2 separate regions of the Homo sapiens genome follow, and region 2 is linked to region 1. A link is an interaction called in ENCODE POLR2A ChIA-PET data of the cell type or tissue named here. Cell type or tissue: GM12878. All regions are shown on one strand.

Region 1 (8,000 bases):
AAAATACAAAAATTAGCCAGGTATGGTGGTGCACGTCTGTAATCCCAGCTACTTGGGAGGCTGAGGCAGGAGTATCACTTGAACCCGGAAGGTGGAGGTTGCAGTGAGCTGAGATTGTGCCACTGCACTCCAGCCTGGGTGACAGAGTGAGACTCCATCTCCAAAGAAAAAAAAAAAGTTTGAAAGGAAGGATGCTTAGACACCATGCAAGTTCAACAACAACAGCTTCCCTGGTACATTCTACAGATCTCTATCCTTTGTGTGAAGCAATGAAATCATGTTCTTTTCAATGATCCCAGTGAAGGCTACCATTTGCTGAATGAGCATTTACCACTCACTAAGTCCTCATGTATATTTTCCCTTACAAAGCCCTGCTATTACCATTATTATCCCCACGGAGTAGAATGAAGTCATGGCTCAGAGAGCACCTTGTCTGGAGTTGTGCCATGAGTTAGTGTCAAAGGTGGGACCCCAAACCCCTGTCTGTCTGACTCTTAGTCGAACAGACTTCTACTGTGCTCTAAAGCAGAGCTTCTTTGACTGCAGCGTCCACCAGAATTCCTGGAGGGCTTGTTAAAACTGATTACTGGGTTCCATCTTCAAAGATTCTGGTCAGTAGATCTGGGGTGAGGCCTGAGAATTTGCATTTCTAAGACACTCCCCACGAATGCTAATGCAGTTTGAGCATCACAGCACTAGAGTTAGCTGTTGGATCCTTTCCTCTGGGGAGTTGGATGCCTCTCATTAGCAGTCCTCACTACTTACACGGAGCAATTTAGAAAAGCTTTCTTTTTCCTTCAAGTGTTGTTTAGACAGTAAGTACATGACAAATGGCCAATGAAGCTGCCGTTAAGTCAGTTAAATGTCTTCAGTTGTTACTTCTGTGGGGTTTGAAGTTGTCATATGTCATCCTCCTCAAGAAGAAAGAACAATTCTCCCTTTGTGGTGGCTCTTTCATAGAACTTATTTTGTTCTGTCTTTTCTTTCTCCACTTTAGAAATGTTGAACTGTTGTACTCTGCCTCTATTCCAACTAAGCGATGGTTAGCAAAATATCATCCAATAGATTCCATCCAACTATGTGCCACAGAAATATAATAATCTACCCTCTATGTCTTCTTCCTCAGTTTAGTGAAAGGACTCCAGCTGGGGTCTGGATTGGTCTTCCCTTTATGTCAATGACCCTGTGGTTGTCTCCTGGAAATTCCAGGGTTTACTTTCAACAGGGGCATCTGCATCTATGCTGGGCACAAGCACAGACTGCTTAGTAAGAAGGGTCTATTTCAGCTTGCAGCTCTTTTTGTTCTCCTCAAGGAATTGCATGTGTGGTGGGCTAAGCTATTCCCACAGCATGTGGAAAGAATACCAGTCAGAGTAAAGCAGGCAGAATGACCCTGTGAAGTTTTCAAAGGGTGGGATGTATTTCCATTGGGATAGCTAAGTGGGAAACCTAAGAGTCAAAAGTCCCCAGTGACTTTGTTCTCTCCTGGTACATTCTATAGACCTCTATCCCCAGCAGTAAAACTATGTCTCTGAGGCCCTTTTTTTTTATTTTGCAAAATTCAAACTGCAATTTGATGTGATGAGTCTCATAATAACAATTCAAATGACCTCTGGATGAGTCTTCTTCAACTCAGAGTTCACAAGCCAGGAGCTTTAAAAAAACAAAAAAATCATTGGCTTCTTGGAAAGCCTTTTACTGTTCCTTTGAGGCAGGGAAATGGAATCAGGGCATACAAGACCTCGACGTAAAACCCACTACACCTTTTACCCAAAGTAGTGTGACTTGACCACTCTGAAGTCAGCGTTCCCAATTGTCAAACCAACAGATATATTTACATCATTGCCCTGGATGAAACGGAATGAGAGGATGGAATGGAATATCACAGATGAAAGTGCTTGAAACGTTTAGAACTTCAGAAAATATTAGTAGAATCTGATCCCTATTAAACACCTAACTTAATCTCTCTAATCTTTTTCTCTGGGGAAAAGCAACATTTGAACTGGTAACAAAATCAGACTCAGAATTCAGCAAAGTTCAAAGTGCACATCAGTGGGAAGCAATGGAGCATGAAGGCTAATAACTTTGACATGAGTGTTTGTCCTTGCTCTGCCACTCACTAGTGGTGTGACTTTTGTGAGGCTTCTTGAAATCCCCAGGTAGTTCAGGGTACTTAAAATAGTCTTTTTTTTTTTTTTTTAAATAGAGTTGCTATAAGCATGAAATAATTATGTATGAAGTTCTTCTCATAGTAATACATAGTGAACACTCAGTAAATGGGGTTATTTTCATTGATAACTACACTCTGTAAACTTAATGAAGGTTAAGGATCCTTCTCCCACAAATGTGTGTGTATATATATGTACACACAGTCATGCATTGCTTAACAATGGAAATACATTCTGAGAAATGCCTTATTAGGCAATTTAATCTTCATGTAATCATCACAGAGTGTATTAACACAAACCTAGATGGTGTAGCCCACTGCACACCTAGGCTGTAAGGGATAGCCTATTGCTCCTAGGCTACAAATCTGTACAGCATGTTACTGTATTGAATACTGTAGGCAATGGTGACACAATGGTAAGTATTTGTGTATCTAAACATAGAAAAGGTAAAATAAAGATACAGTATAAAAGATAATGGTGCACCAGGATAGGGCAGTTACCATGAATAGAGCTGACAGGACTGGAAGTTGCTCTGGGTGAGTCAGTGAGTGAACGGTGAGTGAAGGTGAAGGCCTAGGACATTACTGTACACTACTGTAGACTTTAAAAGCACCGTACACTTAGGCTACACTAAATTTAAAAAATTGTTCTTCAATAATAAATGAACTTTAGCTTACTGTAACTTTTTTATTTGACAAAGTTTTTCCTTTTTAAAACTCTTTGACTCTTTTATAATAACACAGCTTAAAAACAAATACATTATACAGCTGTACAAAAATATTTCTTTATCCTTCTATAAACTTTTTCTATTTTAAAAATTTACTTTTTATTTTTTTACTTTTTGAACTTCTTTTTTTATTGTTAAAAACGAAGACAGAAACACACACAGTAGCCTAGACCTACACAGGGTCAGGATCATCAGTATTGCTGTCTTCCACCTCCACATCTTGTCCGACTGGAAGGTCTTCAGGGGCAATAACATTCATGGAACTGTCGTCTCCTATGATAACAATGCCTTCTTCTGGAATACCTCCTGAAGGATCTGCCTGAGGCTGTTTCACATTAAGTTGATTTTTAATAAGTAGAAGTAGTACACTGTAAAATAATGATAATAAGTATACTATATCAAATGCACTAACCAGTACCATAGCCATTTATTATCATCAAATATCATGTACTGTACATAATTGTACATGCTATACTTTGGTATGGATGGCAGTGCAGTAGGTTTGATTACACCAGCATCACCATGAACATGTGAGTAATGCATCGTGCTATGATGTTGCTAGGTGAAAGGAATTTTTCAGCTCCATTGTAATCTTATGTGGTCTGTTGACCAAAAAATCATTATGCAGAGCTTCACTGTATATTTTCACAACATTTTGCATATAATTTTAGGGAGTTCATGGAGTTCCTTGTTGCCTATCTATGGCCATTTGGGCCCCTGGGCCTCATGGATGATATTATTGATCCACCAGCAGGTGAGTTGGGCTTTGTAGTGTAGTAATAATTTTTCTTCTTTTATCCTCAGATGTTGAGTTTATGGACTTTCAAATGTGCTGTTATAACTAATTGAATGTGAAAACTCAATGCAGCCTAGAAGCTTCCTGGCTCCTGTAAGTCTGTCCAAACCCAGCCTGGATCACAGTTACATGGCTTGTGATGTGCAAAGCTTTTCCTAGGAGTCCCTGTGGCCTTGCCCTCATCTTCCTCTGTGGTTCTTCTATGGTCTCTGTGGGCCCTTTGCCTACAGTTTCTATTGTGCTATGTGACACCCTGTACACAGAACTCAGTTCCTTTACTGGTTTTCACGAGATTCCTAATTGAACGTTTGGTGCCTTTGGTGAAGAATCACATTTTGGAGTGAAGTGTTTCACCATCTTGATCGCTCCATCCCGCCTTTCTTCTTTCACTCTGCTACATCAAAAGAATTTCTCTCTTCATGTGAATCCTCAGCCATATCTAGGCCCAGCAGAATTTCACTTTCTGTCCTATCCATTCATCAGGAGTTTTTTCCCCTCAGTTTTTCCTCTTTCTTTCCTATGAGAAATTTAATGGAATTTTTTTCTCCCTCTTATTCCTTATGAATTAATATTATTTGGGACTACGGATCTCATTCTGTTTTCCTAGTGCCTGGGGCAGTACCAATCATATAACAGATGTTTACCAGTTGGATCAAAGAAGAAGAAAGGAAGAGAGAGAGGAAGGTAAGAAAATAAGAATAGAGGAAGGAAGGAAAGAAATCCCTAACTTTGTCCTGGATCCAGATTGTGACTGCATTAACAGCTCAGAGATTGTTAAAGTAGCTCTCCTCCTACTTCTTACTGCTGAGGAGGGTTTTTTTTTTTAAATCCCTTTTTCTTTTATTCCCAGTATATCAGCAATTTCCCCAAGCCAATTTCTAGCTCTTAAAATAGATTCACACTGTGGTTCTTCCTTTTGTGTGTGTGTGTGAAGTAAGAGAAATTCACAACTCACTTCATAATCCCCTCACAGGTAATTAATTAACTCAGGGGGCAGTCTCAAGAAGCCAGAAGCATGTTGGCTTTAATTTCCCTTTCTGAGATTCTCTTCCTTCTATTAACTTTACCTTTCCTCAGTCAGGGCAAAAAATTAATTTGTGTCCCTCCCATCTTTGGATGTAAGTGGTCCCTTCGACAGCTTTTTCTTAGAATGGTCATTTCCTCACTTCCTGTAAACTGTAATCCTCCTTGTGTGGCTTTTCCCTTTTTAGAGAAAATTTACTGGAATTTGGGAATGAGCTTGCTTTGTTTTAAGATAGAAATATAAGTGTGGGCCTCTTTATTTCTTTGGGACATCTCTTCATGGCATTCTGAGAGAGATCGGAGTTGATCCTTATGGACTGGATCTCCCCATGTGGTATTGAGGTGGTGTAGACTGAGGAAGTTTCGTGAATTAAACAGAGAAAAAGGAAGGAGAAGGTTAGAAGAAGCCACGGGCAACTTCCTGTTTTTTGGGCGAATGGAGCTTGATTTTCAGCTTCATACAATTGTATTCTCTGCATTAGCTTCAGGGTAGTACAAGAAAATGAAGGAAGGGGTCTTTCCTTTGTAAAATTGAATTAATGTATTCAGACAGGTAAAACTGAATTGAGTGACTAGACTGTTAAGCCTGTAATTTAATCACGTACAAGATTTACATCTGCACACAGTTTGTGTGCTGTGTGAGTAGGAGGGGTGGTACCTTCATTTCTGTATCTCAGGACTTAGCCTGATGCCTATCACATGGTTAGAAGTCAAAACTCTTTGAGTTGATTGATACTGGTTAACTGGTTGCTCGAAAATATATAGAGCTGAGGGTACCACAGTGGCAGACTACTTTAGAGAAGTAAAAAGAAAAGGCTTCCTCCCAAAGTTGAAATATTTGAAAGACAATTCTCAAAAACTCTTGGAAGATGTTGGTGGAAGATGTCTGGTTTAATTTCTATTTACTTCAAGCTCTACACTAAATGATAAATGTTAAGTGAAAAGAAGACTCAGTACTTGACTCCAAGGACACCATAGTCTGGAAGGGTAGAAAGAGAAGTAATTAGATAATTTAAAATACATGATGCCAGGCAGTTTAGTTGCAGTTCAGCATTTCAGCTACACAATTCCATTTTCAGAAAGAATATATTAGGATTTGGGAATAAGTCTACATTGACTCATAATAGAAATGTAAATGTGAGGTTCTTTAACTTTTTGAGAGACTCTTCATGGGATTCTGAGAGAGACCAGGATTGATCCTTACAGACTGGATGACTGTGATGTCCACTAAAAGAGTCACCCAAGTGGCTCTGCATGTGCAACAATATGAATACACTTAATCTTGCTGGGACTCCCCTGGGGATCAGCAGTCCACTGTACATAGTTGGATGGATATTCTAATGAGACACTTGGGGATGGAGAGGGTCAGACTTCCAAGGGGCATGTGCAGTCACATTAGATGATCACCAAATGGCCTGCTAAAAAGCACAGTGCCATTTCTCTGTGGAACCTCACTTTTGCTGTAAGGAAAGGGCAAGTTCATGGGCAGTTAAATCACTTAGAACATTAATGGAGAGGTGGAGGGCTGCCCCCAGCTTCCATGCAGTTTCCTGTCTCTCTGTTGAATCAATGTTGAACAAATATTGAGAGAATCTTTATTTAACTGCATCCTGGTTACCAGTTCTGTAGCGTCCACATGTGTCCCAATCCCATCATTAACCTGGATGTGATGTAGATCCCTCTCTGTGTGCCAGCTCCGTGCCATGGTTCCACATGCATCGACGGAATCACTCTCATTAGGTCGTCCCAATGGAGGGAGGCCAATCGGGGAAAAGTTCAAGAGTTAGAATAATTTTAAGAAATTAGGCTTGATTATTTTCAAGTTTCCACCAACAGGAACTCGTTGTGGGGTTAGAGGGGAAGAGGAGACACTTGTCTTAGAGAACCCTGTGAATGTCTTAATAATCAGATAAGAATCTTGTTTACTTAGCATTTTCAGTATTAGAAAGCAAGTAGGACCAAAGTGAGACTTGAGAACTGTGTGTTCTTCACTGCAGAGATTCTACAAACAGATGTATGCTTAGACTTCATGAACCGTGCAGGAAGGCATTGAGATTCAGTTGGGAAGAGTTTCGGAAGAGACTATGAATGATTAAGCTGGAAAACATCAAAGGAGAATGGATTTCTCCTTAAATGCCCTCTACAATATTATTTGTCTTCAAAATGTTCGAGTGATTTTAATAGTATCCTAGTGTTTATCTTATAAATTCCTCCTCATTCTTTAGAACCCACTTTGGTGCCAGTATCACTGATCAAGAAAGTGATCCCTAATCTCCCCTGCCTCCTAGAATTCATCTGCCCTTTCCACATGCTGATGTCACTACTCTGACCACACTGAATTGTCAGTGGGCTTATTTGCAGGTCTGTCTTCCATACTGGACAGGGAGGTCTTTGAGTCTAGGTATTGGCTTCATTTATCTCTGGGTCCTTATTTCAACCGAGCATTTGGCACACTGCAATTACTTGGTATGTATCTGATTAATAAAGAAACACACTTATCATAAGTACAATATTTATTCTGCAACTTTTGGTGGCCATGAATAAACATGCTGGTTTTCTTTCCGGCTTCAGGTCATAGTTTATTCTAACCTAATTAAATTAACTCATGGATGAGACCACTGAGTTTAAATCATTCTCCCAAGGCTATAGAACTTGTTAGATGGCCCATCCAGGACCAGGACACAGGCATCCAAGGACGCAGGACTCCAAGCCTGGTGCTCTTTCTTTCCCCTTTTCATTTCTGACTTCAAAAAACAGCACATGTTTAGAATAGAATGTTAAAGAACAAAGAAAATTCCTCCTAAATTCAACTACCTAGAGACAACCAACATCAGCATTTTGGCAAATATCCCTTCTAATGTGTGTGTGTGTGTGTGTGTGCGCATGTATACAATTTTACACATGTAACTAGCTATTAAATGGGGTTCTTTGAGTTGTTTCAGAGTGTTAGCTGAGGCCCCAAATCTCAGGACAATGGAAGACAAGTACTCACACATTCTAGAGAGAGGAGCTGGAGCATTCTTACTGAAAGATGTCCAACTGGCTTTCCACTATCAACATCCAGCACCCACTCCAGCCCTTATGCAGTGAGTGGCTAGAGACACTTCTGGGGAAAAATCATTCAACAAAAGGAAACTCACAGGAGGAGGCAATACTGTGGTATGTCTCCTCCTCTCAAGCCCAGTGAAGGATCCAGAGAGAGGGTGAGGTCCCTGCCAGCAGAGGAAAATTGTACCTTACTGCCACAAGTGAAGCTTGCTGCATTGTAACACAGACCTGCAATGAA
Region 2 (8,000 bases), 330 kb before region 1:
CTACCCCACCTATCACACAGGAAGTAATGTAGGCCTTACATGGGATCATGTGTTCAAACGTTTTTAAACACTAAGCTTTATTTGGAAAACTTAGAGGAGCTTATGGAATTTTTGCACTATCACTTCACCACAACAAAAATGAAAATTATCATTGTCTCTTTTCACTTATTTCCCAGGGAATCAGTGCAATGGGCAGTCTGGAATTTTAGGCAGGGGAGTGATAATTCAGTAGTGCACCGGAAACAATTGTACCAGCTTGCAAGCACTGACTGTTAAATTTTCAGAGATTTTGTAAGTTGGTTGTTAATCACAGTCATTATTAAAAACCAAATTATTTATAAACTCACAATCAAATATTTTAACAACAAAAATAAATGCTGAAGACTTTACTGCCTAATTATTTTACTCCATTTTACTATTATCTATGTTCTTAAAGTTATTTCTGTCTGTTCTGTATAAGAACATACCATACGATGGTATGATGCAGCGTATCCCTTCCTAACGCTGCATTCAGAAATGTTATTTTGGTAGTTTGAAATCAACCATGGTGGAGTACCTATACTATAGAAATTGGGAAACATGACAAACCAGAGCTTGATTTGTTTTGTTGATTGTCTAGACTGACAGAGTAGAAGAAATTTTAATAATGAAGATTGAACTTAAAAGTGCCTTAGTTTGTGAACACAAAAACTTGAGGAAATATTTTTCTAGTACTTGAAAGCTATTATCAGCAAAAGAAGTCACTTCTGTCATTAATGAACGAGTTTAGTTCCAACATCCATTTTTGTTGCTTCACTTTTATCTCGCTCATTAATGTAAAAATATCAACCAACATTCATGTTGGGACTTCAGTACCATGAATGACTTCTTTGCTGATTGGATATTAATCAGATATTTATTTGTGGTCTGATTTTGCCAAACGTGTTTGAATTTTAGCTGTAGGTTGGCTATGGACACAAATATTCTGCAAAAATCACTGAAATGGTTCTGTGAAAATCACATGGCCATATAGAATTTACTATTAAGAGTGTTATATTTTTTCTTGCTTTTTGTAAATTATGTGATACATATATGTAAAAATTATAAAACACATAGATACTCTGTTCCCCTCAGGAGCTGTTAAACATTTACTAACACACTAATGGACATAATCTAATTTACTATTTGAAAAGCTCGTTCTGCTTGCGATGTGGAGTATGAGTTGTAGGGGCTAAGGGAGAAAGCAGGGAGAGCAGTGAGGAGACAGGCACATTGGCCCAAGGAAAGATGACGAAGTTTGTATTGGTTGCAATGGCAGGGGAGCTGGGGAGCTATGGTTGGACAGGAGAGGTATTTTGAAGGCCAAAGGTAAGCAAAGCAGTCATCCAGCAGCTCTATGAAAGAGATGGACTTCCAGGAACTTTTTATGCTAAGAGAAGACCTTCTGGTGAAGAGTAAGCAGGCTTAGTTGAATGGGGTGAGTGCATAGAAAGCTGTGCCAGAGAAAAGGAGTCAGGGAGGGTTGTAGTAGGAAGTAGGAGATGTTGGCAGTTCTAGGATTTCAAGGTAAATATCTTTATATCAGATGGAGAAAGTTAGGCTGGATTGTTAGTCAAATGTCGAATTGCCTCAAAGTGCAGGGGGGGAGGGGGGAGGGGAAGCCCCAAATACCAGTAACATGTTGCAACTGGAACTCACATACTAAGCTACTCATCTAGTAATTTCATTGATTTTTGCCCACATGGAGGGGTTATTTGTTCATCTCCATGCCTTGAGCCTATCCCAATTTATAGTAGATTTTTTTTTCTCACATTTGGCAATTTTAATTATAAAACTCTCACACTGAATCACCCTGTGTTACACATATATTGCTGTCCCCTTTCATGCTTCTCACTTCTTCATTCCTATTTTTCTTTGCTATGCCATAAAGAAGGACCCTACCAAAAGCCACCCTATTGTCTTGCCTATTAGTTATCAGAAAACTTCTGGCAACCACAGTTTTCCCCACTTTCCCTGCTTCCTCCATTATAACCTACAATCTATATTCCACATTACAGGTTTTTTTGTTTGGGTTTTAACATTTTTCAAGAGAAGTTATTACATTTTATGGAGTTTAAAAAATAGTAAATGTTTTGCAAAAGAAAGAATCATGTCTCCACATTCACCCACCCTTTCAACCCTAATGACCAGAAGAAGGAAAGATTCTCAGCTATACAGCTACCAATGACTAACACTTTGAGGATTCAGTTTGGATATGTTGTTTACTTTGGTCTTCTGATGATTAGCTATTTTAGGCATGGTTTCAATCAATCAGGGAATGTTTATTAATAGAAGAGACTTTCTTAATTAATATTCTCTCCATTCATTCCTTCAACAAAAGAGAATTCCTTCAACAAAATACAATTCCTTCAACAAAATAGCAACTATTATATGTTAGGCCCCAGTATAAGGCTGCAGGGATATCAAAATGATAACAATCTCTTCTCTGGAGGAAATGGAGACAGATACGGTTACAAGTCATTATAGAACAATGCAGACTTACAGAAATGTGTTAGATGCATAGGGCACTTCATAAGCTTCAAGAAGTCATCTGGTGTTTAAGGTTAGGAAAATGGGTGTGGATATGGAGATGGTGGTCACGGAGGGTTTCCTAGAGGTTAGCAGGACTGACTTGAATTATGAAGGGTTTTCTTCAAGTTATTTGTTTTTTTTTTCTCTTGAAGATAATACTTCTAATGGAAGCTTGTAGACAACATTCATTAGGTCATTTTTTGGTGCATTTATAAGAAACCCCACTGTTAAAAACAGAGTTTTTTGATTCACTGAAAAGTCCAGGGGAAGTTTAATTTCAGGAGGCATGACTGGATTCAGGGGCTCAAATGAAGTCCAAAGGGCTTAAATTTTATCCCTTAGCTTCATTTTCCTGTTTTGTTTTGTTTTGTTTTCTGGAAAGATTATCTCCACCTCTCCACCTGGTGGCCTGTGGCACCTGGATTTAACACATCCTGCCAGGTTAGTAACTTCAGTGGAAAGAGTTCTTTTCCCATAATTTTAGTAGTTGTTCCTGGGAGGGGTTTCACTGGTCTAGTTGGTTCAAATGCTTATCCCTGGACCAATAACTATGACCAAGGGATGTCAGGAATGTGTACTATGATGGGCAAAGCCTAGCTCAAGTGCCCACCACTGACACCTAAGAATGGGGTACAAATGAAAGAGAGAGAAGAGGAGGTGCTTCTCCAAATAATTGGAGATTTTAAATTTAAATAGGAGAAAAGGGATTTCTGGGCATGCAGAAAAAAACCCAGATGTCCATGACAATAGCTTTTTATCAAAATATTAACAGTGACATAAACATCATATTTTACATTTTAAGAGAATAGACATGACTTAAAATGTTTGTCAGCAATGGAAAGAACCCTGAAAATTAAGTATAGTTGTTACAAGTTTTATTGGTTTCACTTCCTGCCTTTAATAGAATGTGGGTTTGTACTTTGAAATTTCAAATGTTACACAAATGAATTGATGATTGCTTTGCAGAAATAGTATCTCCACTTAATTGGGCCTTTTTTGGGTGATGAAGTGATGTTTACAACTTTTAAGCTAGTTTTATCGTCTTCCACTGAAGGAGTTTGTCTCACTTGAATATGATTCCAACAATATGATGGGTATAGGCGGCTGCAGTGAGCCTCTGTCTGCTTATTTTGCTCCTTCTGTCTTGACAAGCTGAATGTCACGCAAATGTCTCAAGCCTCTGCACTGGGCAGGCAGGAAGCCAGAACCAGTAATAGAAGCAGTAGGCACTCTGTGAATACTTGCTGATTAATTTTAGCTCCATAGGCCTGATGGGTTTTCCATCCCTATAATTACCATCAGCAAATAGTTATTGAATGATGTCCAGCATATTTTTATTTCCCTTTTCTTGATCCTGATTTTCATTTTCTATTTTACCTCTCTGTGATTTTATCACGTGTGTTTCTGTTCATCAGACTAACAGAGCCTCCTGTGATTAGTTTATAATCACTCAGTTTTATTTCTACCTATGAGATATCTTTATCTGTCTGTCTAAATTTGTCTTTGTTATGACCCAGTTCAAGTTCTTTCTGGAATTAGGGAAAGGATGAAGTGTGAAAAAAAAGGAATTAAATAGTTCGGTTATTGAATGGCTATTTTGTGCTTGATGCTATATTAGTACATTTCCACATTTGCTTTACAAGTTAGTCTTTCTTATTAGAAGTAATGCTTAACAAGCCTACAAGTACTGACTGGGCTCACTTTATAGAGAAAATGGAGAGCAGTGAAGGGTGAGGAGGTTATGAGTTATGGATATGACAAATGGGGAAAGATCTTACAGAAGAGAGATTGGGGCCATCCAAGAAAAATCGTTATCTTTGTGTAGACGGCATTAGAAGGATGAAAAATAACTTTAGATATTACTTATGCCTTTAAGAAAAAAACTTCAAAAGATGCTAGAAAATAACACATACTTATTGTAAAAATCCAAACATACAGAAGGTAGAAATGTATAAAGGTAAAAACTTCCTCACACAATCCCATTTTGCAGATGTAACTATTTTTTTCTTTTTATATTTTGATGGCAACAAATTTGTAATTATTTTTGAGTTTTTATGTATATTCCAGATCCCCCACCCCATTATTCCCCTCTTTAAAAACTTTTATTATGTGAAATAGAAAGTAGAATTGTGACTATCAGAGGCTGGGAAGGGCAGGGGGAAGGGGAGGATGGGGAGAGATTAGTTAACGATTACAAAATTACAGCTAGATAAGAGGAATGAGTTCTGATGTTCTGCAGTACCATAAGGTAAATGTGATTAACTATAATTTATTGTATATTTTCAAATCCTTTTTGTCTATACATGGATGCATGCATGCATATATGTTTTTTAAAAACAAAAATGAGATTTTACTACATGTATTTTTCAACCTTTATTCATCAAATGTTATTGGACATCTTTTCATCTTTTCAATATTTTCAGGTAATAGTAGCATAGTATACCATTGTTTTAACCTTTCCTTATTGAAGTATATGTAAATTGTTTTCAATTTTTCACTATTGCAAGCCATGCTGCAATGAATATTTTTGTATCTAGATCTTTCTGCTATTGTACAATTATTATAGAATTGAAATTTCTCAGGCAAATGTGATTTGCAACAATTATCAAGCACCCAAAAGTGCTACATTATTGGGCTCATTTTAAAAATGCTTGTCCACTACAGCTCATTTTCTACTTTCATCTTCCTTTAGACATTCTAGAAAAAATCAATTAGAGCAGTAGTCATGGATGGCTATGCAGGACAGGCTACTAGCTGGAGACCCCTCATGTTTTGCTATTGATACAGTTTTGCTGAATCCATCCTTATGTTAAATGCATTAACAATTTAAGAGGATTGGTTTACATATGAACTGGGAAGGGATTATTCAGGGATACCATAATGCTTGATGGCTGCCTCCATCCTACCAGGGACCCTGATCTGCCCTGTTGTGGCCACATGGTAGATAGGTACTGTTTTACTTGCCAAGTATCCCCTCTCCACATATGATACTAGGACCTAACATTTCCTTTGGAAAACTATCCTTTCCCTAACTTTGGTCCATGCGCTTATGGTGGTATTAACCCATCTGTAACTCTGCATGGGCCAGGTCTGGTAATATCAGAGATAGGCACATGACAGGGACAGATACACCTTAATTCTTGGCTTTCTGGGACTACTTGGAAACTTGTCTTGTTTCTCAACAGGAATAGCTAAGCTGATACGATGCAAGCTTGGAGCAGCTGTGGTCTACCACTTAGAGACTCCATTGGATTGAGGTTTGCAAAAAAAAAAAGCAAAGAGATCTGGAAATAGATTCCCAATTATATAATATGAATGTCTAGATCCTAAGGTGAGGGCTGCTCCTAGACTTGACTATTACACACTTCAATACATTATTCCCCCTCCTTCTCTTCCTCCTCCTTCCTCTTCAGCCAGCTGGAGTTAGCTAACACTTGCATCAGAAAGGGTCCTGACATCAGAAGTAAAGGTCTAAAACATGGGGGTGTTGCTCCTTCTGGAAGAGACAGGGAGGTTAAGGTTACCAGACATGGAGGATGACCCCAAAAGAAAAGGGGAGCCCAAAAGAGAAGCCAGTTGAATGTCTAAAAATAAACTTTACCTGCTTCACAAGTTTGGCTCGAGTTTCCTTTTAATGATTAACTAGATGAGATGGTCAAACTCCTTCTTTATTTAAAATACACAAACATAAATAAGAATATCAGTCTTCAGTTAATTCACCTATTCTGGTTACATCTGCCTCAGGTTTCTATTTTTTTTATTAATACATAAATTGCTTTTCTATTTTAGGCTGTGTTTAAAAAGAGAGAGAGAGAGAAACCTGGTAATCCTCTAAGAAATGTCTTACGTAGTTTTTCTTTAGGGCCTAAATTATTACTCTACTTTCCATATTGATCCAGCCTTTTGTTTTATTGTTTTGTTTATAGTAGATTTGGTAATATATTAACAGTACCTATAAATATGATCTAGTGGAATTATGTATTAAAATATTTTAATATCTTCTTAGCATTTGCGATCTTGAAACTGAAACTTGATAGCTGAAGAAAAAGTTCCATTAAGATGAAAAATCAATCCCTTAGTGGAATTAAATCCACAATGCTTATATAAAACATTGCTTCTGTCTTATTTACATAAACTTTATACTTCTCTCTCTCATCAGTGGCAGGGGAATATGGAGTGGGATGTCATTAGTTGGATTCAATAGACATTTATTTACTTATTAGGAGCTTGAAATAGACTTGAGACTCTACCTCCTAGTAGACACATGTCTTTAGCAAGTTACTTAACTTTTCTGAATGTTAGTTTCCTTATCTGAAAAGTAAGGTTAATAATATTATCTGCCTCAGGAGGTTCTTATACAGATTAAAAAAGATATTCTCTGTAAAGCATTTAGCATGGTCTCTGACATTTAATTAATGCATGGTAAAGTAACTTATTATTACGCTTTCAGAAAGTGAGATAGCCCTGTAGGCACACCCCAAGCAGAAAGTACACGCCCATACACAATACACTAACTTCCTTCAAACGAAGCCCCTTTTCTCCTTACATCATGGATTGTGAAGGGAGCACCTGTCCAATAAAAGAAAGATTCTGTAAAAGAAATCCAGGCACTGGCTGGAAATTTTCACTATATGATTTATCAGGCCTCTCCCAGCTTTGAGGTCCTATAATTCTATAAACCACACAAGTTTACATATCACTGTGGGATTTGATCCTTATGAAACCCAAGAGAACCATAGGTTTTCCACATCCAGCTGAGCATGCTCAAATAAAGACAGACATTTAAAAGCATAGACATTGATCACGTGCTCTTTAACCAGCAAAATACTACAGCCAAAAGAAACAGAAGCACAGAGAAATAAAATGATTTGTTTGAAGTCTCATTGATTTGCCAAGAAACCAGACTGAATGTGCAAGCTTTCCTAATTCCTAGTTGGGTTCTCCACACACTAAACATAGTGATATATAATCTTCAGTTGTCAATATTTACCTTTTATGAGTTTATTGCTTGTCATGTGTTAACTCATAAAGCCATTTATTTACTTATATCAGTGCCATCAAAAACCCTTTAATTTCACAATCACAGTTTGTGTAACGTAGCAGACAAAGCACTGGGCTGGGACAAGGGACTGGGTTTTGGTTTTGGCTTTGTCCCCCTTTCTTCCTGCCCTCAACTGCATGATTTGGGCAAGTTACTTTTCCCCTTTTGGACTGTTTGCCTTTTTCTGCTTAAGTATCTGGACTTTCCCTTCCCTTCTTTCTCAACCCACACAGAAGTAATTATGTTTCTTTCATTATCTCTAACTGCAAAGTTTTTACTAGACAGCCCATATTTACTGGTCATCTGCTGAATGCCTCTGTGCAGTGAGCTGGAGATAGAGGTAAATAAGGTATGGCCCCTGCCCTCAGGGCTTTCCCAGTTAAGAGGGCACAGGGTGTGAAGGGGCACA

What was found. Peaks named below come from ENCODE experiments on the same cell type or tissue, not always from the same donor. Only the 100,000 strongest peaks of a DNase experiment are listed, where the experiment ranks them.
Region 2: POLR2A ChIA-PET joins it to region 1 with 5 read pairs; 1 of 35 experiments calls an interaction of 5 or more read pairs at or near these places.

The regions. Positions count from the first base shown.
Region 1 is chr5:143,736,506-143,744,505 of GRCh38, forward strand. No RefSeq gene overlaps it. Among named protein-coding and RNA genes, the nearest start is that of MIR5197, 61 kb to the left of the region's middle. In GM12878, no CTCF peak of the experiment used is centred here; a DNase peak (open chromatin) is centred at 2,046.
Region 2 is chr5:143,410,647-143,418,646 of GRCh38, forward strand. It overlaps a transcript of NR3C1 not described here. Among named protein-coding and RNA genes, the nearest start is that of NR3C1, 11 kb to the left of the region's middle. In GM12878, no CTCF peak of the experiment used is centred here; DNase peaks (open chromatin) are centred at 3,700 and 7,825; H3K4me3 peaks cover 1,039 bases; H3K27ac peaks cover 2,821 bases.